Regions from separate parts of the Mus musculus genome. Here regions 2, 3 and 4 are each linked to region 1. The links are chromatin loops, found by intact Hi-C in ENCODE. Cell type or tissue: left cerebral cortex. All regions are shown on one strand. Links, peaks and the distances in the headings refer to the core of each region. The heading gives the core; the rest is flanking DNA.

Evidence for each region. A loop is a pair of places that touch in the nucleus more often than their neighbours do. Peaks named below come from ENCODE experiments on the same cell type or tissue, not always from the same donor. Only the 100,000 strongest peaks of a DNase experiment are listed, where the experiment ranks them.
Region 2: it touches region 1 in a loop (4-fold over the local background); 4 of 42 quality-filtered maps call a loop at or near these places.
Region 3: a loop joins it to region 1, with 2.1 times the contacts of the local background. A loop is called at or near these places in 4 of 42 quality-filtered maps.
Region 4: a loop joins it to region 1, with 9 times the contacts of the local background. A loop is called at or near these places in 18 of 42 quality-filtered maps.

Annotation. Positions count from the first base shown.
Region 1 is chr12:70,906,499-70,913,905 of GRCm38, reverse strand. Gm32664 (a long non-coding RNA gene) reads right to left here. Exons shown (of 4, transcript XR_381658.4): 2 at 5,308-5,431; 3 at 4,931-5,087; 4 at 4,126-4,310. Gm46355 (a long non-coding RNA gene) reads left to right here and starts at 1,752. Exons shown (of 2, transcript XR_001780623.2): 1 at 1,752-2,148; 2 at 3,156-4,453. It overlaps Gm10457 (a long non-coding RNA gene), which reads right to left and starts at 2,019. Exons shown (of 2, transcript XR_003950189.1): 1 at 1,144-2,019; 2 at 1-974. In left cerebral cortex, for the core only: CTCF peaks have their summits at 2,657 (motif pointing right) and 3,485 (motif pointing right); DNase peaks (open chromatin) are centred at 2,669, 3,499 and 5,561.
Region 2 is chr12:70,474,409-70,481,815 of GRCm38, reverse strand. No RefSeq gene overlaps it. Among named protein-coding and RNA genes, the nearest start is that of Tmx1, 25 kb to the right of the region's middle. In left cerebral cortex, for the core only: a CTCF peak has its summit at 4,014 (motif pointing left); DNase peaks (open chromatin) are centred at 4,054 and 4,599; H3K4me3 peaks cover 229 bases.
Region 3 is chr12:70,707,524-70,714,930 of GRCm38, reverse strand. No RefSeq gene overlaps it. Among named protein-coding and RNA genes, the nearest start is that of Gm32322, 18 kb to the right of the region's middle. In left cerebral cortex, for the core only: no CTCF peak of the experiment used is centred there; DNase peaks (open chromatin) are centred at 2,434, 3,454 and 3,638; H3K27ac peaks cover 1,635 bases.
Region 4 is chr12:70,827,233-70,834,639 of GRCm38, reverse strand. All of the region lies in intron 1 of Frmd6 (FERM domain containing 6), which reads right to left. Among named protein-coding and RNA genes, the nearest start is that of Frmd6, 5.4 kb to the right of the region's middle. In left cerebral cortex, for the core only: no CTCF peak of the experiment used is centred there; a DNase peak (open chromatin) is centred at 3,867; H3K4me3 peaks cover 934 bases.

The sequences.
Region 1 (7,407 bases), core at 940-5,939:
ATGGATTTGAGGTTACCACGGGCTACAGAGTAAGACTCTATCTCAACAAAACAAAACAACAAAAAAGCCAAACCCTTTCTCTGTCTGTCAAACAGATTGGAATATATTCCTTCTTCCTCTCCCACCATCAAAGGCATGCATTTACACTTCTCTCCCTGTCCCCTGCTTCAGCATGTCTATACACATACACCATCTATCTCCTGTGGCTGTACCAGTCCTGGCAAGATAGGAGTGGAATTTAATCTGCATCCTTTCTCAGACACACCCAAGCCTGACTCTGCCAGTCCTCAGCGCCCAGGCTCCCTGCTGCCCTCTGCTGGCGGGGGTGTTCATTTTCTTTTCAAGTCCTCCCTACTTGCATAAGGCACGTTAGGAAACCTAGAGTATCTGCAGTGGGTGGCTGGTAAATCTCATTTTGCAAACAGGAGACTATTAGGATTGCATGAGGGAATCACAGGCCCAGTGCTTACATTAGGTGATGATATCTTTCCCAAGAAACTGCAAAATGTGGTATAGATGCAAGAATAAATGGTTGGAAATATACATCTGGAAATGGGGTAGTCAGAACCCATACCTCCAGATGAAACCGTAGTAGTTAAGAAACCAAGGAAAACTCCTTTGGACCCTACCTCAGTGCCGTCAATGACCATTTTAGCCCCCAGTGAGACACGGGCCTCTCCACTGAGGCACTTTCTGTTCACCAGGCTGCTTGCAGGTCTGTGCTGATCCTGATAAGTGTGAATGGGTAGAGGAGTGTGGCTAGGGTGAGGAAAAAATTGTCCTTAGAGAGGCATGCTGATGAGAGTGGAGGAACTGTAAGTCACCTGCAGGGACCACAGTACTTCTTTGCTGCTGGAGAGCTTGGCCACAGAGGGTGAAGGAGACGCTCGTACCAGAAACAGTTTCGAGATCTCAGGGTACTTTGCATAGGCCACCAAAGGGCTGGAGCTCCCGCTGGAAGCAGTGGAGAGGCCCTGGAGATTTCAGGAAAGGCAGTTCAAAAATGTACACAGATCCCTCTGAGATGGGGAGGCAGATTTCCATGCATCTCCCTGTACATGTGGAGACAGGTTAGGATGACAGTGCAGTAGTTTAAGAACAAGACAATGGTGGCTAGAAGCAGGATGCTGGTGAAATAAATACCTGGAAACATCTGGGAGACCCACATAAGAGGGTCTACTAAATGGCCGACTGTCAAGTATCAAGGATGACTTCTGGGCAGGAGACAAAGCTTAGACAGAGAGCAGTTGCCCAGTGGCTCTGTCTTTAGTTCTCAACACTGAAAAAAAAAGGTTATTTCCAAATTATCTCCAAATTTCTGGCTTAAGGGGGTGAGGGACGGGGCCAGACCGTGGCCTCACAAGCTGATAGGGAGACTCCCAGGCGGAGTTAGTTTAGAAGTGAATGTTGTGATAATGATCTGAGGTGCTCTAAATACAGGGAGGTAGAGGTGACTAGCAGGTATCCAAGGCTGGGGGCTGGGGGGTGGTATGGCTAGGCTCCCTCTGTACTGGGAGACGGCACTGGATAGGTGCAGTTCAAACCATGAAGTGGTTGAAGTCAAGAGATGGAAGTCACGGAGGGCAGTCTGGGAGCAGACCTGGGAAGGGACCAGAGATGCTGCTGGTGGAAGCCAGAAGGGAGACTGGGGGATGACCTTCGAGGTAGAAAGAGCACAGAAGGGCTTGTTGTCATAGCAACGAGTGACAAGAGCTCCCAAAGAGGAAGCATTCGCTAACAGGCAGCGTTCCATCACAGTGTAGCCTGGAAACCTCCTCAAGAGTTTGGTAATGAGGAGGTTGCAGAGGCAGAGGGTAGCAGGTGAACGGGAAATGGAGTTGAGAAAGCAGAGACGGTTGGGATGGATACCTTCTGGGACTGTACGCTAAAGGGAGGATGGACAGATGGACAGAGGGCAGAGAGTCTCTTCTGCTTCTGTGTTTTGATTGTGTGTTGGTTTAAAAAGGAGATCTTCTGTCATGGACTGAGAGGAGGAAGTGAGTTCAGGACATGAACTGAAGGGCGTCTTAACGCGGGTGAAGGGGCGTGGTCCTAAATGGTAGGAAGAGACAGGGCAGCAGTAAATGGTGACTGCAGGTGCGCATGCAACATCGTGCAGGGCAGAAGAAAGAGCGTCAAGATGGGCGAGTGAGTAGAGATGACTTTTGGTTTTTTTTTTTTTGTTGTTGTTGTTTTGTTTTTTTCGAGACAGGGTTTCTCTGTATAGCTCTGGCTGTCCTGGAACTCACTCTGTAGACCAGGTTGGCCTCGAACTCAGAAATCCGCCTGCCTCTGCCTCCCGAGTGCTGGGATTAAAGGCGTGCGCCACCATGCCCGGCTAGAGATGACTTTTAAAGTGAGAGGGGGGAGAGACGTGGTAAGGAGCTCTGGGTACTCTCGCAGAAGACCCGGGTTTGGTTCTCACATGGTGGTTCACAGTTTTCTCTAACTTCAGCTCCGAGGATCTGACCTTGGCCTTTTCTGGCCTCCATGGGCACTGAAGATATGTGTTACATTTGCACACATGCAAGCAAAACATACCCATAAAATAAAAAACAAATAAGCCTTAAAGTGAGAGAGAAGTAGATGCAAAGCAACCGAACAGAGGCACAAAGACTGGAGGTGAGGTACTCAGAGGGTTCTAGTGACCACCAGAGGGCAGTGTGGACCGCAGTGTGAGCACTGAAGGAAGGCTGACCGGGACCGGGGCTAGGTGGCCTTGGGCAAACAGTCTGATCTTCCCTGAGACTCTTTCTCTTTTGGAAAATGAGGACTATAAAAGGACCTCCCTCAGCTGGGCAGTGCCCTTAATCCCAGCACTCGGGAGGCAGACACAGGTCAGTCTCTGTGAGTTTGAGGCCAGTCTGGTATACAGAGTGAGTTCCAGGACAGCCAGAGCTACATGGAGAAACCTGATCTCAAAAATCTAAAACTAACCAACCAACCAAAAGAACTCCCCTCCCAGAAGTGCTTCATGTGTTAAGTAATTTCTTCTGTGTGAATGTGACTGGTAGTGGAGAGAAGCCAGCAGGAAATCAAAGCGCTAAGCCAAGGACAGCCTTTGGGTTTGGTGTCTTTCTCTGCTTCTCACAGGTCTGAAGTTGACTCCGGGGTAGAGGGCCATTCACATATCTTTCTTTACTTTGTCCTTCAAGCATCCAGCCTAGTGCTGGACTTACAGAAGGCCTTCAGCGGTGTGTTAGGTAACTGGCTAAATGAACCACACACAGTCACCATCTACCTCTCCAGACTCCTGACTGGAAAGAGCTCACTGCAAGGGCACCATCCTGACCTCTGCCTTCACAACCCAGGAGTCACCAGGCCAAAGGATGGCCACACAGGACCATGGAATCTATTCGCTGATACAACCTCGTTAGCTAGTCCTAGGCTTGGCCAGGGCCGCTGTGAATGAAGTTCAGGGGGCGTTTCCAAGCCTATCATTTATACATTGACCCCTGGAGCTGCTCTTGTGCATTACTCTCTTCGACCACCAGAGGTCAGGCTGCAGTCAGAACAGGCAGGGCCCAGAAAAGCCCAGCTCTGACTGAGGTCCTCCCTGCCCCGCAGGGCAGTTCATCTAGACCCACCCAGGCTTGCCTAACACCCAATAGTGACAGCAGGATTCCTTTCCTGTTTGTCACCGACGTGAGCAGAAACAAAAGAAGCTACTTGCAATCTGATTACAGCTCCAGAAAACCGTTCCCCTTTCCCACATATCATGCTTGGGAATCGCTCATCTGCCAACCAAGGAAGTGAGGGAGATGCTCTAAGAGCCAATTCCTTGCTTTGCTCACCGTTTGGAAACACAGGGTGGGACCAGGAATCTGTACGCCATGCCATCGCTGCCTCTGGTTTTGTTCACCAGTCCTGAACAGTTAGTGCTGTGAGCGACATCTACCTAGGGCTGTCTCTAAGCTGAGCCTTTGACTGGGGTCCTGCCCAAGACGGAATTATGGTTTCCCTCAGGCCTGTAAACCTCAGAATGTGGGGTTCCGGGAACATTTGAAGACATACAATTGCATTTGGTCACATAAACACCTAGCCGGGATGAAAGAGAATTCTCACTGTCCGGTGCAGAACGAAGACCACCTGGAGCCGTCCGCCCTCCCCACCCACCCTCAGTGCTCAGCGTCTTCTGATCACTTCCGAGAGCTGCTTTCCTATTTCATCCGATCTGATGTGCTTCTGTCTTCCCCAGAGCAAAACCATCTTGTACTGCGCTTCAGCTCTCTGCTCAAGATAATCCTTGCTTGTTGTCCATCGGTGAGGAAAACTCAATGCACAGCACGACCACCCTGGGGCACCAGCAGCTTCCGAGGATGGAATTGGAGGAAAGTTAACACCGAGTAGGCAAAATCCATCCTAAGATCAGCCCCACTCAGAAAAACAAAACAAAACAAAACAAAAAATGTGTAATTTAGGATGAATACAAGTCTCTTCCTCTTCTTGTTCATCTACGGCTAAGTTTTCTACCATAGCCAAACGTTATTATAGTCACTTATCTAAATCCATATGTCTGCTGTTCTACATATCTGATCAGAAGCTGCATAGGGGTGCATGTACACCTGGTCCAGTAGGGTTTCCACGAGGGGTCAGACGGGTGCCTGTATCGCTGCTCTGGTCTGCACCCCTGGAAGACTATGGTTAGTACGTCTATTAGCAAGCTTTCTCAGAGCCTACACTGTGATGATGTAAGAGGAGACCAACCATCAGAAAATAGTAAATAAATGGGTTAGTGAGTCAGAATTGGAGGTTAGGACAGGTGCTATTGACAAGCCTCTACAGGGTAAAGACACAATAGAAGCCAGCTTTAGAACTGGAGGGCTGGCGAGAACTGTCAGAGTAGAGGCGGGAGCGCAGACCAGAATGGAGAGATGGATCATAGGAAGAGTGGAGAGGGGGAGACGTGTTTGTGATCTACCCTACTCACCTGGCTTCCTGGCACGTGGCTACAGAACTTCCACTTGTTGCTAACTTCAGCATTAATTGGGCACCTTTCCTATGCCAGGCCCTGCACTAATTAGGTCCTTGGGATGCCGTTGCAAACGAGGAGGGGAATGGTTTCTGAACCTACTCGAACAACTTAACTGCAATTTTTAAAGAACAAAGAAAGCTTTGTTAATCTTTAGCATCTAATACATTCATCACTTCACCTTCCCTGATGATCTCTGCCCCTCCTTTTTCACACCATCACTCCCTGGAGATGACTGGAATGAAAAAATGGCAATGACCTATAGGAGAGTCCCTACCAAATAGCCCCGCCCCTACTGGGGAGCTCCGCCCCCTACCTGGGAGCCACGCCCTCACCTTCCGTGGGCTCCTGTGGCACCAATACATCACAGACAGAGGTGGTCAGGTCCCCAGTTTAAAAGGCAGAGTTTCAACATTCATCCCAGGCTCCTGGGTGCAGACAGTTCCCTTTGCATCTGAACTTGGGGACAGAAGAAGAAGATAAAGAACTCAGAGATGGCTGCTTGGGGCTGTGGCTCGGGTGTGTATGTTTAGTACCAACAGGAGTCTGAGAGGAGTTGAAGGCTGGATGGGTTTCATGGTCCTTGGCAGCACTCCTCCAGGTTCTGATTGGCTCTTAGAAAAGCTCCCGATGTAGCTTCAGAGCCTCCTTTAGATTTCCTAGCCCTTGATCTAGGGTGGGCTGGTTCACAGATTTCTGGTGAGATATCCTTTCCCTCAACTCCAGGCACCGCACCCTCTGTGTCTACAGCCCCTCCCTCTGAATACAGTCTCAGCTTCCACTTTTTGTCCTTAGCCCCCAAGAGGCTTGAAGCTGAAACTGGAGGCAGAGCCGGCCCCAGTGCCAGGTGGAACAATTGACTTGGATCCTCTTAACAGGGGCGCTGGGTTACCAGACACCCATCTGTTGGCTGTTCTCAGTGAGGAAACTCAAACCAGATCGCTCTCAAGGGCATCAGCGCCACGCTCCCCTGCCTGCCCAGAAAAGGGAGCCGCCTTACCTTCTGGCACCTTCCTACTAACAACTCCCATGTGGCCCCTCCAGGCTTTTCATTAATATCCCAGCACCTCGCTGAATAGTCCGAGTTCACTGCCAGGAAGCGTCTTTGGGCCTCTGGAGGAGCTGCAGCCCACTGGGCTATGCATCCGTCCTATCTTTTCTACCCAAACACAGCAATACTTGCCGGACAGAAGCCATGTCACCACCCCATCAACGCCACCCTTTCCAGGAAAGCGAAGCCACTAAGAGCAGTTCAGTAGTTAGTGAGTGAAATAAATTTGATCTCTTTAAAAAAAGAAAAAAAAAAAAAAAAAAAAGAAACAACAACAACAAAAACATTGTATCCAAGCGGTACATTTGCATAAGTTAAGAGTCAAAGACACTACTAGGCACCATTTCCACACAGCAATGATTTCAACCCACAGTGTGGTTTCAGAGGAGGATTTATGTCCATACTTCTCAAAGGCATTCTGCTTTCTAAACGCTTCTTCCTTCACGTTAGGCCATTAGCAGCTTTCTAAAAGCAAAGGTGAGACTCTCCCAGGCACCTTTACACACACCCTCCCCCAGGCACTGGTTTCTGCTCCGGTAGGGAGCAGACAGTGCTACCTGACCAGGTGTCCTCAGTTTGCTGCTCTTTGGTTTGCTCAGTGTGAATTTGTATCACCAGCTCTTTCATTCTTCACAGAACTATAAACCTCCTGTATCGTTCTTTAAGAAACAACCACGTTTATGAGACTTTCTCGGTTTTTGAAAATTCCCTGATGATCTGCCTTGAACTGGTTTTCGGGCGTTCCCTGCATTTTTTTTTTTTCTTCCTTGTTTGGACATGCCTGTCTTCCCTCTGAGTCATTTCTTGCAAGCCTTCTCTTTCCATCTGGCCCATGAGCACCAGCTGGTTTTCCATGTCTGCAGGTCCTGGATGTCGGCACCCTCGCCTTTTCTTTCTCTTCCTGTTGTCCTCTTGACCTTTTGCTACTGCTTTCCGGGGAGGACTCCCGTTCTCTCTCAACTCTTCCCTGGAACATTCACTTAGCTCTGTACTGTAAAGCTCTCTCTTCTCTGTGTGACAACCTTCTCTAGTCTTCTGCGTGAAATACATTCTACCCCCAACAATATTGATGATAGAGTTTTCTCTAAAAGGCATTTACTCCCCGATTCATTTAGTTTAATTTTTAAAATTCACATCTATTTAATGGAGGTGTGCATGTGGTATGTGTGTGTATGTGAAGGTCAGAGGACAATGTGTGGGAGGATATCATGCGTTTTCTGGGGCTCAAACCTGGGTATCAGGCTTGGCTGCAAACACCCGTGCTTACTAAATCACCCATCCGGCCTATGATGTTTCTCTAAAATACTAATTTCCTGAGAAGAATATGTAGTTTAGAAGAAAACAGCAAAGGTCTTTTTCTGTCATTCGCTGGTCTCTTCAAATT
Region 2 (7,407 bases), core at 1,155-6,154, 430 kb after region 1:
AACCTCTGGTGGAATCACCATGCCTGACCTAAAGCTTTACTACAGAGCAATTGTGATAAAAACTGCATGGTACTGGCATAGAAACAGACAAGTAGACCAATGGAATAGAATTGAAGACCCAGAAATGAACCCACACACCTATGGTCACTTGATCTTCGACAAGGGAGCTAAAACCATCCAGTGGAAGAAAGACAGCATTTTCAACAATTGGTGCTGGCACAACTGGTTGTTATCATGTAGAAGAATGCGAATCGATCCATATTTATCTCCTTGTACTAAGGTCAAATCTAAGTGGATCAAAGAACTTCACATAAAACCAGAGACACTGAAACTTATAGAGGAGAAAGTGGGGAAAAGCCTTGAAGATATGGGCACAGGGGAAAAATTCCTGAACAGAACAGCAATGGCATGTGCTGTAAGATCGAGAATTGACAAATGGGACCTAATGAAACTCCAAAGTTTCTGCAAGGCAAAAGACACCGTCAATAAGACAAAAAGATCACCAACAGATTGGGAAAGGATCTTTACCTATCCTAAATCAGATAGGGGGCTAATATCCAACATATATAAAGAACTCAAGAAGGTGGACTTCAGAAAATCGAACAACCCCATTAAAAAATGGGGCTCAGAACTGAACAAAGAATTCTCACCTGAGGAATACCGAATGGCAGAGAAGCACCTGAAAAAATGTTCAACATCCTTAATCATCAGGGAAATGCAAATCAAAACAACCCTGAGATTCCACCTCACACCAGTCAGAATGGCTAAGATCAAAAATTCAGGTGACAGCAGATGCTGGCGTGGATGTGGAGAAAGAGGAACACTCCTCCATTGTTGGTGGGATTGCAGGCTTGTACAACCACTCTGGAAATCAGTCTGGCGGTTCCTCAGAAAATTGGACATAGTACTACCGGAGGATCCAGCAATACCTCTCCTCGGCATTTATCCAGAAGATGCCCCAACTGGTAAGAAGGACACATGCTCCACTATGTTCATAGCAGCCTTATTTATAATAGCCAGAAGCTGGAAAGAACCCAGATGCCCCTCAACAGAGGAATGGATACAGAAAATGTGGTACATCTACACAATGGAGTACTACTCAGCTATTAAAAAGAATGAATTTATGAAATTCCTAGCCAAATGGATGGAGCTGGAGGGCATCATCCTGAGTGAGGTAACACATTCACAAAGGAACTCACACAATATGTACTCACTGATAAGTGGATATTAGCCCAAAACCTAGGATTCCCAAGATATAAGGTACAATTTGCTAAACACATGAAACTCAAGAAGAATGAAGACTGAAGTGTGGACACTATGTCCCTCCTTAGAATTGGGAACAAAACACCCATGGAAGGAGTTACAGAGACAAAGTTTGGAGCTGAGATGAAAGGATGGACCATGTAGAGACTGCCATATCCAGGGATCCACCCCATAATCAGCATCCAAACGCTGACACCATTGCATACCCTAGCAAGATTTTATTGAAAGGACCCAGATGTAGCTATCTCTTCTGAGACTATGCCGGGGCCTAGCAAACACAGAAGTGGATGCTCACAGTCAGCTAATGGATGGATCACAGGGCTCCCAATGGAGGAGCTAGAGAAAGAACCCAAGGAGCTAAAGGGATCTGCAACCCTATAGGTGGAACAACATTATGAACTAACCAGTACCCCGGAGCTCTTGACTCTAGCTGCATATGTATCAAAAGATGGCCTAATCGGCCATCAGTGGAAAGAGAGGCCCATTGGACACGTAAACTTTGTATGCCCCAGTACAGGGGAACGCCAGGGCCAAAAAGGGGGAGTGGGTGTGTAGGGGAGTGGGGGTGGGTGGGTATGGGGGACTTTTGGTATAGCATTGGAAATGTAAATGAGCTAAATACCTAATAAAAAATGGAAAAAAAATAAAATAAATAACAAGTTTACAAGAAGGAGAAAAGAAAAGTCCCAAGTATTGTGACTGCTATAAAAATGTTTTTTAAAAACCTGCATGTGAATGTGTGTATTTGATATACACCCATGTACTACTGCCAAGCTGTCTTCTGTATTACTGATTCTTGTATCAGTGTGGGCAGAATGCCTGAGGAGAAACTCCAAGGAGCATCATTTGTTTTAGCTCAGTTTTTGAGACCTCAGTCTCATTATAGGTTGGCCCCACAAGCTTGGGAGAACATCACAGTGGAGAGAGAATGTCAACAGCTCACATCATGGTTTCTGAGAAACAGTGGGCAGAAGGGATCACGACATACTCTAGAGACTCACACATAGTGGTCTACTTACTCCAGCCTAGGTTCTACCTCCCACCTTTTCCAAACCTCTGGAAATAGTGTCACTATCTGGTGAGCAAGCATTCAAAGCAGTGGACTGTGGGGGCATTGTAAATTCAAGCCACAAGAGCCTAGAAGCAATGAGCATAGCTTCAAGAGCTTAGATTCTAAGTACTGCTCTCAGGATGGGCATGGCAATTAGCATACTTTTAATCCCAGCACTCCAGAGGCAAAAGCAGACAGATCACTGTGAGTTCAAGGCTAGTCTGGTCCACATAGTGAGTTCTCAGATAGCCAGGGTTAAGCACTATCAAAACAAACAAGAAACATTCTCTAATAAACAGAACAAAAGCTCATTGGAAAAACGATTGATTCCAGGCCTGCAATAGGACAACATGATACCAGAAAGGGAGTGTTCAAAGTAAGAAATGAACATTCAAAGGACATAGGAGTAACTCAGGGACATTCCCAACGGCAAGGGCTGAAGCACTCTGAATAACAGTTCACATCACAATCACAGAAGATTTTGCCTGGGAGCCAAAGTAAACTAACACACACGGAAGAGATAAGAGAAGACCAACATCAAGCAAATCTCTTAAATAACTGTTATACATAACTAGCAATGGATGGTAAAAATCTTCTAAGAAATGTAACAGGTCCCTAGTCTCCGAAGCACCCACTGGTTACAGAAGAAAGCACAGGCGCCTTAGAGCCCAGAGGTCGGACACAACCGTGTCAGAGACCAAGGGAAGCACCATCCTGTGCTAAGACACTCTGAAAGCAGGTATTCCCACATCTCACTCCCAGGAACAAGGCACAAGTGGACCTCTCTGGTATACTTGCAAAAAGAAAAAAAAAAGTCTAATCTCATTCTAATCATAAGAAAATACCCCAATACCTCACAAACCGCAGCAGACTGAGAATCTCTGAAGCAACAGACAGTGACCTTCAAATACATTAAGGCCATGAAACACCCAGGAAGGCTGGTCTTGCAGAATCTCGGCACTTTACCGGGAAACCTGTTAAAAATCCGAGTAAGATTTAATGGTGGATTAATAGTATGGTATCAGTGGTCATCTCCTTATCGATCTGTTGAATACATACTAATAAGAGGGGATGCTGATTAAGTACACAGGGGACTCTCTGTGTTCTTTTTAACAAGTCTAGTTTGTGAACCAATACATATTTCAAGATAACTGGAACCTCGGAGTTGAACGCTTCCGAGTACTTCCAGTCTTTAGGGAATGATAAGGTGAAATACCTTTTTTGTTATTCCTTGATTGAAACCTTCAGATACTGCTGCATAAATCATGTCGGAAGAGTGCTGAAAGCTATCTCCAGTCAGTAGAATAATATCTTGTTAAAGTATCAGAAAATAAAACCTAGCCCACGTATCCTTGGCAGATCTGTGAAAACGGGGATGATAATGAGTGGTTTCTTTCTTCACAGATATATAGCTTCCGGTGCAGTAAATAGTCACCGAAGGCATACTGTGCGCTCAGAATTCATCGGACTCACATTAACGTCGCCGCATTTTGTGGGGCATCTGTTATCCACCACCAAGACTTTCCATAGATCGTTTTGGTTCCACTTCTTGTACTCGGTGCCTGCAATGGCTAAGGTTAGCCAACAGGAGGCAGAACACAACATCTAAATATTTTCCAGCCTTGTTTCCCAGGCAAACAGTTCTGAGAAAAACTGGAAGACTATCTCCCATCAATAACTGAGTAGTTGTCAGCCACACAGAAACCAACTCGGCAATAGATCTCAGTACTGCCCCCTGGGGCCCGTTCTGCTCCTTTGCGCTCTCAGCCTAGCTTAATGGGATCACTTCCACATGACCTACTTGCTCACTCACCCTTGTCTCAGGGACTGTAGAGAGGGATCATGGAGGCTCAAGCGAAGAAAGTGATACAGGCTATCCCTTAGAGCCAATCAGTGGGAGTACTCACAAAACCCACAAAATATCCATTACTACGGCAGACTGAATCTGACAATTCTACTCCATTATGAAAAAACTGTTCCAGATTCCGGTGTGGGACTGAGAACACGGGCCAAGAGGGCTTTCTACGGTCAGGGAGAGAAAACTTAGGAAGTAAGTCAAGTTGTACTTTTATTTTAATTATTTATTTATTTGCCACCCAAACAAACAGACACCTCAGCACTGCCCCCTGCCTTCTTGTGCTCCCTAAAGCAGCCTGTCACTGGGGATCAACAATGATGAAAAAGGACATTTTGATCTAGTTTGAAAACTTTATTTATGCTGCGTTTTCTCCCTGGAGAGATTTCCCGAGTTAAATAGTAGACAGTGTGCCCATTTGTTTTGAGTGGAATCCAAGAGAAGCACGAAGTATCAGTTATCCTTTCTGCTGCTCGATCTGAACAGCGCAAGCTGCCTGTCTGCTCTCCGCAGCCACGCCCAGGCGCTCTGTGCCTGAAGTGCGAAGCTTTGCTTCTTCTCCTTGTTCAGTTTTTCTTCCTTTCCTGTGGTGTTGGCCAGGTGCTGGGCAAACTCTAGCACTGAGCTCCGCCTCCAGGTGCCCAGGGCTTCCTGTCCTGACAGTAATGCCTGCTTGTCATCGAGGTTAGCTATTTCCCTGAAGAAAAACAAAACAGGAACTATGGAGTTAGCGTTTAGTTAGTCAGTGCCCAAGTTCCTTATTGCCTTGGGGGAAAAAAACAAACAAACAAGCAAACAAACAATAAATAGCAGCTGGGGACAGCCACGAAGCATAGCACACTAAATGTGGTTTTCAAGGGACCAGGCAAAGATCTGAGGGTAATTGAGTCAGAGGGCTCCTTCTATGATGAAAGACACTTCCTAAGTATAATATACACACATATACACTAACACACACACACACACACACACACACACACACACACACACACACACACACTCATACCGAGACAGACAGACAGACAGACAGACAGACAGACAGACAGACAGAGACAAAGACAGAGAAACAGAGGGAGAGAGGGAGGGAGGGAGGGAGAAAGAGAGAATGACAAAGAGATGGAGAATTTTACTGTAAAGTGAAACAGACTCAAGTTAACACACCAGAGAGGGTGACACATCAAGACCATTACGTGTGCTCCCTCAGCATGCGGACTCCCAGGGCACATCACTTCCATCTACTGCTTTCAGTTTTCCTTAGGATGAACTCTCTAAGGAAAAAAAGTTTTTCCTGAAACATTCTCTTAAACAGCAAACTCTAACACCCACTAACCCACCTTGTGTATTGTACAATAAACCCAGCCAGAAGGACCTGTCTTAGTTAGGGTTAATATTGCTATAATTAAAAAAAAAATGACCAAAAGCAAACTGTGGAGTAAAGGGTTTATTTATCTGGCTTACACTTCACTGCTCATCCCTGGAGGAGTGTCAGAACAGGAACTCAAAACGGAATGCTGCTTACTGGCTTGCTTCATATACCTTGCTCAGCCTGCTTGCTTATAGAACCCAGGACCACCAGCCCAGGGATGGCATCACCCACAATGGGCTGGGTCCTCCTCCACCAATCACTAAGAGAATGCCCTACAGTAGGATCTGATAAAGCCATTTTCTCAATTGAGACTCCCTCCCCTGATGACTCTAGCTTGTGTCAAGTTGACATAAAAGTAGCCAGCACAGGACCCTAGGACCAAGGAAAGATGAGTGCTAGAAAAATACATGACCATAAATAAACATATGTAAAACTCCACACAAATTAAGGGGACTCAAGCCATACTGACGGCTAGATCATACATAATTCAAAACCCCGACTCTGCTGGTCTATACAAATAAACAAGGCTTGCATCTTGCCAAATGAATGAAAGTTTTCCTAATATCAATCTTCCCTCAGCAAGAAAGCTAATTACAAATGTACCTTTTCCCAGATTAAACAAAATTATTTTTGTTTAATTAATTAATCCCGTTAATTATTTTTACCAAATTGCCCTCTGTTATACCTAAATTTCTTCAGAAGGCAGCTGTCAAGAATTTTCTTTACAATTTTCTCCTGCCTTGAGGAAAGTCACTCTCTACATGTGTGTTCAATCACGTCACACTGCTATCTACAAATGTTGAGACACATTCATAGCTATCCTGGGACACATGTGACCCACAGGCCACAGGCGGGACATACCAGAATAAAACACTTAAGGGCTAATTTTATAGAAGGTATACATAGAAGTAAAAACCCCAGCATTTATGCACTTATAACACCTCATATTTTAAATTTTCCCTAAAAGAAGACTTTATCAATTGGAGCTAAGAGCTGGTTGAGTAGAAAGCAGGGATACAAACCCTCAGCTGGCTTAGCAATAGTTCCTAGCCAAAGGGAGAAACAAAAGCATTGTCTTTAACTTCAGGATGCAGAGGTTAAGTTAAACTCATCACACGTTCATGACATTATTATCCTTATGCCCTGGTTTGTAGATTCCCCAGTGTAACAAAAGAGTTACCTTGTATAATAAGTTTTATTTATGTTCAATGTTTGCAAAATACTAAAAGGAAAGCAGCTTTTTAAAGTACAAAATCATTACACCAAAAAAAGCACTTCTGTTCCAGGTACTATATTTAGTAAGAGGGAAACCTAAAAAGACTACTAAGGTAGACACAGCCAAACAATTTGTGTATCCTCTCCACTCCCCACCCCACCCCCACTGCCCCACTCCCGACAGGGTCTGACTATACAGCCCTGGCTGTCCTGTCGTGGAACACTCTGTAGACCAGGTTGGCCTTGAATTCACAGGGATTTGCCAAGTGCTGGGATTAAAGGCATGCGCCACTACACCTGGCTCGGGTAATTTTTAAAAATCGCTCTAAAGTCATGAATAGAGTCACTTGAGAAACTCCGCAGGGACCAAGAAGTGAAGTGGGCAGCTGTCCTTAGAGCTGCCGGGTAGGCTTTAGTTTACTGGAGAAAGGCACTGGGGTGCCAAGGCAGACAAGAACCGCACATTTACTCACGCTATGGGCTAGGAAAAGGTGCCCATTCAGTCTGGCCTGTACACAAGGGCAAAATTCTGCCCATTCTTGGGAGTGGAAATTGTCAAGTGAAAACATGACTGGTAGAAGTGAATGCAAATTCTAGGGCATCACACATGGACCAGAGGGGCACCCCTGGAATTCAGGCCTCCATGGATTTACACAT
Region 3 (7,407 bases), core at 1,583-6,582, 200 kb after region 1:
TTGTACAACATTGTGACTGCACCAAATGTCACTGAATTTGTACTTCAGAGTTTTTAATGTTATGAATTTTATGCTGTATTTATTTTTTTCCAAAAGAAATGAAAATTTCTGAGATCAACTTTCAAAGAGTCGATTCGAAGCATCTGGTATGGGTCCTAGAGGCATGCGAGTGCCTGGTGATTGGTTCCAACGTCTTGGGTGCACATTTTGAGAGGCATTAACATTGTATTTACGTTCCTTCCATAGTAAACAATCCCCCCCCCCCCCCCCCGCCAGCATATGAGACTGTGTAAGGCAAGGAGAATGTGTAAGAGGCACCTCACAGTACCCTCCAGAGCTTCTGCTTCTTAGCTTGCGAAGCTGCTGAGGACTTTAAATGACATTTCTGCAGGGCCTGGTTACATAAGTGTGCTTTCGGTCTCCCCACTCAAAACTCTTCCCACGCAACACCCGACGTCACAGTTCTGTTCCCTGGTCAAGGTTAATCTCTCCCCGAGCCCTTTCTTCTCATTTGCTTTCAGCATTTTTTCCCCCTTTCTATTGCTCTTTTCTTCTCAGCCAAAAACCAGGCACACGTTTCCGCATCTTAATAATGGGTCTCGCCTGGCCTCTGGGATCGCTGAGAAAACAATTCCCTCCTGCCTTCTCCTTTCATCCTCTCCCCGTGTTAGTCATCAGGGCCACCCTTGGAGAAGTTCATCCATTTCACTGAGGGGAAAATGATACCTCTACCTCGAAGTGAGCTTCCGGTCTTCTCCCTGGCTCCTCAGACCATGCTCACTGAATCCGTGTGGAACCAAAATAGCACCTGGGTGACTGGGAACGCTCCCACAGCCGAGGAAGCTAAGGCAGCAGATTCAGGTCTAGCTAAGTTTGTAACAAACTTAGCAAGGACGTCGTCCTGACTCAGAGTTCTGCTCCATTTAGAGGCAAACTTGATCGGAAGCGACTGGAAATGTGCCCAGAAATCCTCAGAAACCCGAGGTTCAAGGCACTGTACACAGCACTACTGACCTTAGAACAGTTTGCTGAAGTCGTTTTTCTCCGTTTAAGTAGAGAGATATTTTGACATCAATAAGCAAAAAACCACAACCACAACTCAACCCAACCCAACCCAAACAACAACACCCTCCCCCTTCCAACCCCCAATCTCCTCCACCAAAACCAAGCCAGCACCAACAGCCTCATCAGGTAACTTTGACCGGACACACATTGCTGACAGGGTAGGAGGGCGAGCACTGCGTTTACAAACTTCCCCTTTCATTTTTGTTCCAGTATAAACACGTGTCGTCTCCTCTGACAAAGCATTTCAGAACATACACACAGTAAGCTATGTGTTTTCATTTTGAAATCAATTTTCTTGGATTTTTTTTTTTTTAATTGATGGTAAAATAATGACTTGACTTATTTACTCACAGGATTTGTTCCTGACTGGTGACCTACCTCCCCTAAGTGACTGAAGTGCTGTGGACATTTGCACCCTTTGGTTTAGAGGAAGGGAAAACCTAATTTACATCATCTTATTTAAACACTCTGTCCTTTCAGCTAAGCTGCACTCTGATCCAGGCCTCGTGCTAGGCTAGGTGATGGAGACTCCCGAGCTAGAACAGAGATGCCTACATAGCAGTGTTTCAGTCTCACAGTACATTACTCTGTGTGTCTAAAGGTCTCAGCACACCCAGCAGCAAAGCTCAATTCATACAGGAAGCCTAAGCCTAGTTCAATATGATAATATCCCCAAATGTAAATGGATCTCCTCTGTTGGCCAGGCCGCAGACTGTGGAGTCCCAGATGGGGTGGATGGTCCATCCCACATCAGGAGTAGCTGCAGCCCATCTCAGCCTGGGCTCATTCCTCCCTCTCCTGTCTATCACCCCCAGTCTCCCTCCTGATGTTCTAGGCTTTATCCTGCCCTCTGAACACCAGAGTTGAAGCTAAAGGAAATTCCAACTCAGAACAAAACAAAACACCGGCTGCTGCTTCTGAGATTTATGAAGAACCCCGGGTGAGAGAGCAGTAGTTGGAAGGCTCTAGACACTCGTTGAGAGGAGCCAGCACACAAAGTGTCTTCTGCCGCAGGGTTCCAAGGGAATATTTTTCTTTCTACTCACTGCAACAGCTGGTCAGGAATTTCCCTATTTGTTAGGGAAAAGGAATTTGGCAAGGAAAATCCTGCATCTCTTCCCTTCCCCCCAGCAGAAGTCAGCTGTACCTCAGGACAGGTAAAAAAGCAAAGGAGTCAGACAGTTTATTCACTTACAAATGATTCAGGGAACTGAAATTTTCTTTCTGACTTTCCTACCCCCAGGCAGGGAGTTTTGGTAGAGAAACAACCACAGAAGAGTTAACTGGCCTGGATCTCTGTGCCTCTGCTCTCCCAAGATGATCACATTCCATTCTGGAATGCAATGCTGCCGAAGGAGGCCAGATTGGTTCTGTAGGTGGTATGTGCCCCACCTACACACACCCTAGAGTTCTTAGCAAGAGCTGTTTTCCCCAAGTGTTAACTGCTCTTTCTTTCATCCAAAGAATGATTTGTTGAGTGCTCTTCATGCTGGGTATTTTGCAGGTGGCAAACCTTATATTATATAAGGAAATTATAGTGGGCAAAGACTCATAGATGCAACCTTAGTCAATGGGTAGTGCAAATGAGGGACTACGGGGAGGTAAACCAATAGAGACTCAGTATTGCAGCTGCCCCAAACCCAGGACACATAGACTGGCATAGTGGCAGCCCATGTGCTCGAGCCAAAGGATGAGCCAGAAGATCACACATGAGAGGTGAAATCCAGACAGAGGGAGCAGCATCGGCAAAATGCAGTGACAACAGCAGCTTAGCTGATAGAGAAGAATAGAGGGGAAGACAAGTCAGAGATGTGGGGCAGGGGGATGCAGTGTGAGGAGGGAGATAGGAGGAGGGAGAAAGAAAGAGAAGAGGGAGAGTAGTAAGTAATGGGGAGGGGAAGGAAAGAAGGAGAAAGAGGGAAAGAGAATGGGAGGGAGTGAGAAAGGAGGGAAGAAGAGTATGGAGAATAAGAGAGAGAGGGAAGGTAGAGGAGGACAAGAAGGACACACGAGGGAATGATCAATGTATACATGTCAACTTTACATTGCTGTGTACTAGCAGTACAATGTACAAATCCAGTAGCAACGAACATTAAAAAATTATAAAACAATTTCATTTATAACAGCATCAAGAAAGAACAAAACACTCATCAGGAGCGAATTTAACCACAGAAATTCAAGTTTAGGATGTTGAAAATAACAGGACACCATTGAAAGAATTTTCAGATATCTAAATGAAGCAGCTGGTGTTGGGGAACTGGAAGCTATAAGATGTGTTATTCAGAGACCATGTTTTAAGTCACCCCACCAACATCCCAAATTAGTTCTTTGTAGAAATTCCCAGATACACACGGAAACCCACAGGACTTAGCCAAAATGGCGTGGGAAACGAAAAATGAAGAAGACACACTTCCCAAGTTTAGAACTTAGCAAGAAGCGGCAGGAATCAAGGCACTGTGCTACGGGTAGACACATAGATCAATCAGACAGCACTGACAGGTCAGGAGGAGACAGGGCCTTTCTAATTTACAAAGGAGTTTTTCCTACAAAGGAGTTTCTGATGACAGTGCTGAGACAGACTGAAGAATAGATTTCCTGTAACAGTGCCAGCACGCCTGGGTATCCACATGCAAGAGGCTGAAACGGCTCCTCTCCTTCACATCACAATGGGGAATCATCTCAAACTATAAAGAGCCACTCTAAGTGCAATAGCCAAGACTTTCAGAAGAGAAATGCTTGACCTTGGGACAGGCAATGGCTTCTTAGCAATGACAAGAAGACAAAAACAGGAAGTTGAATGTTATCAGAACTCGGTACTTCAAATCACACACTCAAAAAGTGAAAAACAAAACAGAGAGAGAAAAATAAAAAAACCCAAAAACATTCCATAGGACAGGAGAGGATATTCTCAGATCAGAAGGCAGCCCAGAGACAAATGTAGAGCACAGATTAAATACAATTAAAGAAAAAAAAATAGATGCCTGGAGAGATGACTCAGCAGTGAAGAGCATTGGCTGCTCTTCTAGAGGTCCTGAGTTCAATTCCCAGCAACCATATGGTGGCCCACAACTGCCTGTAACAGTATCCAATGCCCTCTTCTAGTGTATCTGGAGAGAGCAAAGGTGTACTCATATACATAAAATAAATAATAAATCTTTCAAAAAAGCAAAAAAATAAGTATGCAAAGCTCACAAGCAGAAACAGACAGACTGCCCTTTGCTCTTTGCAAGAGGTAGCGCACAGTGGATCATCAACCCAAAATGTCAAGGCCTTAAGTATAAAACTCCAGAATGATAACGGAAAAGCGAGATGACCGTAGGTTCAATATCAAAGGCACAATCCGAGAAAGGAGTAGTTGATACCCTGGATCCCACAGAGATCAACACTTCTGCTCTGTAAAACACACTGTCAAAGGAGAAGACAAGCCACGGACTGGAAGAAAGTATTTACAGATGGCGTCTCCATATCTGATAAATGATTTACCCAGAATACACCAGGAACTCTCACAACAAGAAGTGAACAGCCTGGTTTTAAAAATGGGCAAAGAGCTGAGCCAGACTCCTCAGCCTGAGAAGATATAAATGGTAGATAAATGATATTTGATCTCATGCCGTTGAGGAACTGTCAATTAAAGCAACAGTGATATCACACTGAAGACTCACAATGGCCAAGATCCAAAATGACAGAAATTACCGATGAAGCCATGAAGCCCTGGGAACTCTCATGGCTGAGGGTTGGACATGAGTTGGGTGGGGTAGCGGGCTTGGGGGTTGTGGGCAGGACAGTGCAAAATCCTGCCACCACTTTGGAAGACCTTTTTAACACAGTCATATCATGCACCCAGCAAGCATAGTCCCTGATGTTCATCCAAAGGAACTGACACCATGTCTGCGTAAATACTTGAACAAAACCAGGTGGTGGTAGTGGTGCACACCCTTAGTCCCAACACTCAGGAGGCAGAGACTGTTAGATTTCTGAGGCCAGACTGGTCTACAGAGTGAGTTTAGGATAGCCAGAGCTACGCAGAGAAACCTTGCCTCAAAAAACCAAAACCAAAACCAACCAACCAACCAACCAACCAACCAACCAACCAACCAAACAAACAAACAAACAAACAACTCCTATCTCCCCCGTATCCCCCCATGCCCTGACAAAACCCAAAACAAAACAAAACAAAACAAAAACAAAGATACCCTTCAGCAGGTGAGTAGATAAACTGTGGTATATTAACATAAAGGGTATTATTATTCAGCACTAACAATAAACGAACTATTGATACCCAAAAAGACATGGAGAGAATTTAATTGTATATTCAGATCTAAGGAGGTCAATCTGAATACGTTAGGTACCATATGTGGGAAATTCAAACTACAGAGGTAGAGGAAAGATCAGAGATTGGGGAAGAGAGGAATGGACAGGTGAAACAGGGCTTTTAGGGCAGTGAAATGCTATGTATGATGCTATGAGAACTGATACTGGTAAACTCTTGGGGACTTTTGATAGTAATCTCTCAGTGTAGGCTACTGGTTCCAACAAATGTTTCACTGTTTTGGGGGCAATTGGTAGTAGTGGTGCTGTGCATCTGTGGGCACAAGGAAAATGTATACCTCGTCTCAATTTTGCTGTGAACTTAAAGTTGTTCTCAAAACTAGTCTATTTTAAGACACAATTTCCCCCCAGCACAACAAACCATTATTTATATCATAGCATCAGGTACAGTGCTCTCCCCAGAATTTTCTAGGTCAGTTTATGAATGATCAAAGTCATAAAGTAAAATACCTTTTCTAAACACTTACAAAATATGGACCAAAGGGGCTCAGAAGGTGATTCAATGGGTAAGTGTGCCTACCATGCAAACAAGAGGACCTGAGTTCAAATCCCCAGAGCCCTTGTAAATCTGGGTACTTCATGCACATTGTAATTCCAGGGCTCCTACAGTGAGAGACGTTTCCCGAGCAGCTCATCGACTGTACACAGTAGTGACTAATAAAATGACCCTATCTCAAAGAAGATAGGTCAGTACCTAAGGTGGTCCTCTGACTGCCACATGAAAGCCTCCGTCCCCCTTCCCTCCCCCCCCCCCCCCCGCGAAACGATTGACTACATATAAAGATGAAGCATTTGAGTACAACCTTTTTCGAAATGAGATATACATCATATGGTGCCCAGTGCCATCCATGCTGGTGGAAATGCAAATCGAAACTACAACGAGCTACCTACAGCTCTGCATCCATCAGATTGCTGGAGATTGAAAGGCGGAGAATAATTAGTTGACAAGGACTTGGAGAACCTGAGCCCTCATATTCTGCTGCTGAGTCTGTCAAGCAGTGTAGCCACTATGAAAAACAGTTTGGCAGTTCCCCAAAAAGTAAAACTTAGAGTTTCCATACATGCTGGCAATTTCAACCCTGAGATAATTGAAAGCAAATGTCCACACAAAGATGTGTCTATCAGTGTCCAGAGCTACATTAATAAGGAAATAGTGGAGACTGCCTAGACATCTGTCACGTGAATGGGTGAGACAAGGCGATATATGCACACAAAATGGGAGTTTATTCAGCAGTAACTGAGAATGAAGTGCTGGTCCTTGCTGTGGTATAGATGATCCTTGGTGGTTTAGCCAAATGGAAGAAGCAAGTCACCAAGAACCTTACAGGCCAGAACTGGCAAACCTGCAGACAGAATAGCCAGCCACTTAGGGAAGGGGTTACAGCACATACGGTTGGGATTGCTCAACAGGTCAGAGCTTCCTTTTGATGCGTGTGCTCTAGAGAGTGACTGTGATGATGGCCACCACGTCTGTAAGTACACCAGAACCATTGCATCTCTGAGCCCTTGAAGGGGTGGGTTAATGTACACAAACAATTCTTCAATGAGCTATTATTAAAAGAACAATACAACTGAAGCCAGAGAGTGTTGGTGGACACCTGATCATCAGGCACTGTAGATCTTGGAGGGAATGGCTTTCCCTGACTCCCATCTTTGCTTCCCTTCCAGCTATTCTGGGTAAGCAATATGACGTGGAGCTGAGTTTCTGCACTGGGGCCCAGCCACCTCTCTCTGGAGAGCACCTGGCACAAGCTCCTGGTCTTATCTGGATTTTTGTTCCGCTGTTTGAGTCATCAAACAAGCACGGATGGGTCACACAGCTGACCCCACTGCTCAGCTGGAGTGTGGCCCTTTGTCCCACTGCTCCCTACCCTGCTTCCTGTGGTGGCAGTCATTGATTTTTCTCATGACAAAGCAGTCATTCACCCACTCTGGAAGGCTGGAAACTGTAACCCCCCTGTTTTAGAGTTAGGACAGCAACACTGAGAACCTCTTCAAGTAGAATGTTCTAGA
Region 4 (7,407 bases), core at 1,105-6,104, 79 kb after region 1:
CAAACACGAAGAGAGGGCTTTTTTTTTTCTTTCTCTAGTTTGTTCACTTACACATCTCTGGGGCCTACAACACAAACTGGCATATGCTGGCTGCGTTTTATGTTAGATGAACAACTGAATTTAAGCGTTCCACCATTTTAACTTAGTTTCCTTGTAATACTTGAAGCTTTTCCCACATCCCCAGGAAGTTCCTGAGATGGAGTTCCAACTGGCTTCCTCCCCATTACTGGAGCAACACTGCTCGTTATCTGATAACTGAGGCTCCATATATCTCTTATCCAGAAACATCTAATCCCCTTCCGTGTGCATGTATCTCACTACCCAGGTGAACTCTGGCAGGAGCTGCAGCCACTCCCTGGCACAGTTCTGAACACTCCATAAAGCCTGCTCTCTGTTGGGCTTAGTGTACACTTCTGAAGTGTTCAGTTTATCCAAGTCTGAGGTTTTCAGAGTGCGGAGACAGGAACAGGCCATGTGAGGTAGCACCCCTCACTCCCAAGGAGCAGATGAGAAAGATACAGCATGGGTCCTGCTGGCCCATAGCTGCGCTTGTAATTATGCTGTTTAGATGTAAATGTATCTTCCCAATGTGCTTAAGTGAAGTTCCTCTTGGCTTAAATATTCCCTCTGAAACTTTCGGACTATTAATTTCCTCTGAATGAATGGCTTTAAAAATCTTAAACTTTGGGCCCAATAACAGAAAGTCATTAAGGGTTTGACTCACAGTATATAAACTGGGGTGTGTGCATGCATGTATATGTATTAAACAACTGTTCATCCCAGTAATGGAGCTTTCTTTAAAGGGGCTCATGGGAAATTCTACAGGGTGTATGAGCAGAAACCAGGGTCCTCTGCCACTCTTAAGTTTGAAAGTACTTTACCCAATATGAGTGACCATAAAGAGGTTATTTTTAATATGTGGATTTACTGTTTGATATCTGTAAAGGCAAATACCATTAGAAGGAGGTAGGGGAACTTCTTTCCATCAATTAGTGATCAGTGGGAAAGGCCAGCTGCCCCTCCTGCAGCACAAACTGCCCAATATTTTAATAGATATCACTAGGTTTTGTTGCCTGCTTTTCCTGAGAAGAAAATCCGATGAACTAGCAGTAAACAAAGGCAACCTCTAAAAAGCCTATTTATCTTCCCATATGTAGTTTCCTCTTGATAACAGCTAAAACCACTTGACCGCTTACTGTATGCCCAAAGCCAGGCTGGTTGTCTCGCATGTACCATTTCATCTACCGATCACGAGAACCCTGTGGGGCAGGTAATCTTTCTATCACCCATCATTTTACAGAAGAGAAGGAAATGCAAAGCACAGGTGATTTCTCCTGTTACCCAATAGAGAACAGCAGAGCATGGATGCCAGGGAGTGACTCTGAAGCTACCCAGTGGAATCTGGGTCAGCATACTAGAGACACACAGTCATGATGACAGCCTGCTGTGGAGTCTGCCTGGTGCCTTCCTATCAGCAAATGAATGAATGAATGAATGAATGAATGAAGAAAATTTGGTCCCTGACAACCCCCCCCATGTGTATGTGTTATTTAATCATAAAGTAAGTCATTTGCATGTTAATGAAAGGAATTTGGACATTACTGTATTAAATGAGATTAAGCAAAGTCAGAAAGACATATACCACATTTTCTCTAATACATGGTCCCTAGATGTCATATACATATATGAAATTCTTATGTGTCTGTGACATAAAGAGAGAAGCAATAATAGCTGGGTAAAGGAAGGGCATGAGGGGGAGGGGTGAATATAAGCCAAATCATGTGACACACTGGAATGGAAATATCTTTTGAAACCTATCACTGTGTAAAACAAATACATGCTAACTTAAAAAAAAAAAAAGTCCTAATCAGCCAGCCAGAGGTGGCCACACCCTTATAATCCCAACATTCAGGAGGCAGAGAAAGGGGGATCTCTGAGTTTGAGGCCAGCCTGGTACAGAGTTCCAGGACAGCCAGGGTTGTACAGTGTCTTGAAAGAAAGAAAGAAAGAAAGAAAGAAAGAAAGAAAGAAAGAAAGAAAGAAAGAAAGAAAGAAAGAAAGAAAGAAAGAAAACCCCCCATCTTACCATCTTACTTCCCTGCCTCTTTTATCCACTGCTCAAGCTATCATGACTTCCTCTTGTGAGTTTACTGGGCATCCGTCAGAGGCTACAGATCTCTGGTCAGTGTATCTGAACATTCCCAAGAGTATGCATGATTACGTTGTGCTGCTGAGAGCAGTACCTCATTCCAACAGGGCCGAGGATGACGTGCTCTCATTTAAACTTTCTGTGATTTTATCATCTACTACCACCTTTTTCATGGGCCTAAACTGAAATGTTATACTTTGCCTGGAACCATGAAAATGTCCTCTACTCTTCAGGGAGACATGAGAGAGAGAGAGAGAGTGTGTGTGTGTGTGTGTGTGTGAGTGTGTGTGTGTGTGTGTGTGAGTGTGTGTGTGTGTGTGTGTGTGTGTGAGTGTGTGTGAGTGTGTGTGTGTGAGTGTGTGTGAGTGTGTGTGTGTGTGTGTGAGTGTGTGTGTGAGTGTGTGTGTGTGTGTGTGTGTGAGTGTGTGAGTGTGTGTGTGTGTGTGTGTGTGTGTGTGTGTGTGTGTGAGTGTGTGTGTGTGGGTGTGTGTACCCATAGTTCCCAAGCTCTTGGTTTCATCACTGGGTCTCTCAGTGAGATCACAGCCCTAGGGTTCTGGTTAAGCGCTTCCCGGGAGGGCCGCAGCACTCAACGTCAGAATTTCAACACTGGTTTTGGTGAAGACTGGATGGTTCTGAGGACATTTATTTGTTGGGGGAGAAGATGCAGAGAAAGGGAAACTGCAGAGAGGGGAAAAGCATAAACAGGGGAAACAGCAGCAAATTAAAAGGTCCTCTACAGGGCTGCAGAGATGGCTCAGAGGTTAAGAGCACTGGCTGTATGTAATTCCAGAGGACTGGGGTTCAACTCCTAACACCCACGTGGTAGCTCACAACTGTCTTTAACTCTTGTGTCAGGGGGATCGGACACCTTCACACAAACATACATGCAGTCAAATCACCAATGTACATAAAATAAAATAAAAAATAAATACATGATTTTAAAGACAGTCCTCAAAATACGCACTCAGCATTTACAATCCAACATGTCACTGGCCAGCCTAGACAGGAGAAAGATGAGATGGATGGAGAAGTGGAAAGAGAGAAATCCCAACAGCTCAGCGTGGAGAACAGCAGTGGAGGGGGAGAGAGGAACTGAGACTTGATCTTGCTACAGATCCATTTTGACTGACAGGTCGGACCATCTGAGCAGACACACAGCAGTGTGGAGTGAATCAGAACAGGGCAATCACCCTCTAGGCACTGAGCCTCCTGGCAGATGAGAATGAGAAGGACGGGGCTCCAGCCCTGTGTTCTCCCCAGCAGGGCAGAACCTGCACTAGTCTGGGCAGCAGCCCATCTGTTTAGCTGCTGGCTGGACTACACCAGGTCTGGAGAAGCTCACATGGTCCTTAGGGTGAGACGAGGTCTGAGTCATTCCACCTCTAAAAACCCGATGGTTAGCTGATAGGTCACCTAAGGCCCCTTTCCCTATCTTTGATGCTTAGCTTAAGTGTGGCCACGGTCTGGCTGACACGATTCGAACTGTAACTCATAAACCTTGAGCTCCACGTTGAACCTGCAGTGTGGCTGCTGCTCCTGCCCCTCTCATCCTTCCATATCCTATTTTTAAGTTATTTCTGTTGCTTTTAATGTTAAGATTATGCTCTCAATTCTGAAGTACTCAAATTTCTTTGGAGTCATCAGAAGATTAGTCACTACGTATCATCCCCACACTATCCAAGTGTCTGTCAGTAGAATTCGGAAACAGACATACTAACCGCCAACGCTTACACCGATTTCTATGTATAACGTGACACTGTTGGGCTAAAGAAGACACACCACGCAACCCTCCAAAGGGAAACAAGAAACCCAAGCAACCTATATGTAACTGCATTTAGATGACATCTAAGAACAGATTAAAACTAACCTATTAGATAAGAAATTGGACTGGTGATCATTCTTGGCCCAGACAGCTTTGTGCCAGGTGATTCTGAGTTGTGCATGTCTCCGAGCATATATAGTAAGCGAGCAACAGATTCAAAGAAATAAGGACCAAAAGGACCAGCAAGGACCAAAAGGTGTGAAAGAAAGCCAGCCAGCCCCTGAAACTGTGCAGCACATGCTGTTTCCTGTGGGGAGGATATTAATTACATTTCTATTAATGTGACCAGAGAGCCAGCTCCTGAGTTTACTTTACTTTAGGGAAGACTTTCTCTCTCCCATGAGGCCACGGCGGTGTGCTAATATAAGACATCATTTTCTATAAATCACAAGCTTGCTGGAAAGCATCTAAGAATAACTCACGAAGGATACTCTCCATCTAAATTGACACTTTTGATCAGAATCTTGCCCCGTGGGTACATGATAAATACAGTCACCTGGCTAATGCCTGAATCCCTACTGCCTTACTAATTGAACTCTGCCTCAGTGGGCATGCAGACTGGGGAAAAGAAAGGTAAGAAATGCTGAGCTAGAGACAAAGTCGGGGAAGCCCCAGGTAAGCACTGCCTTCTCTTTCTCAGGACTCTAGCTGGTTCATCTGTGAATTTGTTTCAACACATTTTTCTCTTCCTGGAGCAACAGAGCTGGCTGTCAGATCAATTTCTTTTTCTTTTTTTCTCCTCGGTGTTCTGTAATCTTTCTTTGATCAATTTGATATACTGCACGATGGCTCCACTCGATGCATACAAAGAGTGGCCATATACAAACTTGCACCAGAAGTAATTACACTACTAAATCATGAAACATAATGAGATGTGCAGAGTGCCTACTTCCACCCCAAACCTAATCTCGTCAGCATTACTGAAGCACCCTTTGGTCCCAGTTTTTATCAAGTATGTATTAATAGCTTTCTAAAATGCTACTGACCAATTAAATGTCTGTATAATCATTAGCACTTACACACAAAAGTTTCCATTCTTTAACAGGAGATGTGGCCGGGTGGGGGTGAGTAGTAATGACAGTCAGCCCATACACACCACTTAACAGCAAACTGGTGAATCAACATTAAGGGAGGCAAGGTTTCCAGGACAACAATCAATTGCCAGCTCATTCCAGGCTGTATACAGACCCCTAGGCACATCAATTCCCGAATTTGCCCTTTGCCCAGCTAGAAAGATATTCTTTTAATTTCTATTTTCAGATAAAAAGTTCTTCCTACTTCAGCATTGATTTTTCACTATTTATCCTTCTAAGTTTAAATTTTTCAAGTAACCCAGTGCTCAATATTCTGCTACCTAGTTCCTCTTAAATTATTCCTTTAATTTGTTTCTTCTTACTTACATAGATCAGCAAAGCCCTTCTCCAGGACAACGGGCAAACTGAAAAGCCCTCTCAACTATCCCCTATCCAGAGTTTGGCCAGAGAAGCCAGCAATACCACTTTTCCTGCTCAGCTTTAGAGAAGATGGGCTTTAATTAAAATTTCACTATTCATAAAACACCTTCACAGAAATCATGTTTCACACATAACCAGAACATAGCAAAGTTACCAAATGTGTTGTTATGTAGCCAAACAAAAGCCAGAGGTGGTGGCTCACACCTTTCATCCTAGTATCCTAGAACTAGGAGGCAGAGGCAGGTGGATCTCTGTGAGTCTGAGGCTAGCCTGGTCTACACAGGACAAGCCAGAGAGCTATATAGTGAGACCCTCTCTCAAAAAACAAACAAAACAAAACAAAACAAACTAATCAAAAGACAAAAACAACGAGAACAAAACAAACCCCACAATCATACAATGACTTCCTAAAAACAGGAGGTTGGAAATGTCCATCAGAGCTTGTGTGGAGTACTGATGGATTGGTTAAAAATGTATCAGTCTGGCCCGGTGTGGCGGTGGGCATCTTTAACCCAAGCACAGAGGAAGCAGAGGCAGGCAGTTCTCTTCCAGTTCAAGGCTACCATGGTCTACACAGTGAGTTCCAGGCCCAGGGCTGTTGCAGAGAGGAACCCTGACTCTCGGAAAACAATCATTCAATTTTCTCATTTAAACTGTGCTTGTTTAGAGTAAGGAGGGGGCAGAGGGTTGAGGTTAATCAAACAACAAAATAACTTGAAGCCACAAACTCTTATAGCTGAATTCTATTGAAGGCTGTAAACACCTGAAATTTGTTTGTCCCCTGCCCCAACTCCCGTTAAAAAAAGAAAAGAGAAGAGAAGAAAAGAAAAGCTAGACTCAAATAACTAAAACCAACCCTCTTTAAGGCTAGTTACCCTAAAGGGTATATACCTCCTGCTCTTACATCCAGAAACAGACTCCATGTACTACACTAGGTCACTATGAGGCTCAATTAGGAATAACAGGAAAATAGCCCTCTCTGCGTATGTCCAGAAAGCTTTCTACTCTTGAGAAGATTTAAAATAACATTAAAGCGACTTTGGAGAAAGCCCATGAAATTCAGACTTCAATTCAGAAACAGGCCTATGGGATAATTTGTGGATGCCATCTGGGATCCAGACAGCCTCATCAACAAAAGGCAAACTTGTTGAGATCACCCAAACCTACAATTCACATACATTTCTACATCTGGACTGAATTAATCTCTTCTTGGTACTGGCTTTCATGTAATAAAATAATTGTTTGCAGGTTTTATTTAAAAAAAAGAAAAAGAAAGAAAACACGGCTCTAGAAATCAAAACGTAAAACATTCAAGTTGAAAACTACAAAGAATTCTTTTATCAGAAACTTAGTTGTGAGACAGGAGTCATTTACACAGAACTCTTAAAAACTGAGGACTCTGTCCAAAACAATTCTATTTGAAACCTGCATTCCAAGCAACTGCCACAAAAGGCTACACAGCCCATTATGTCATAAGTTCTGAAAGCCAAAAGCTTTATAAGCATAGTTAAATGTGGAATGGTCTCCAACAGCCCCCAATTCAGCCAACCCAGTTGAATGGCAGATTTTTAAAAAACCTGTATAGCATACGGGAGCATTTTGTTTTAAAAGGAGGGCTTCCAGCCTGCCCGTGTTGCTTTCGGGTATTTTCCTGTAAAGCTCGGGGTATCTCAAATCTACACCCTCAGACTGTGTATCTGAAACTGATGTCTTAACCCCTGCTAACCCCAAAAAGGAAGCGATGGGAAAGTCAGAAGATTTGCCTGGCTCAAAATGTTTTGAGCCCTGCAAGAGCTGTGACTGTGTCAGATCGCAGGTATTTCTGTAAGCCACTCAAAGCTGGTAGGTGGGCGGGGAAAGGGGGGGTAGTTCTTATTACAGTCAGTCTGCTTTCTGGAGAAGATATCCTGCAGATAACTTGATATAGGATATCCCCGGGGGGACCCTCGCCATCCAATAATCTACCAGAGGTCTCCTTT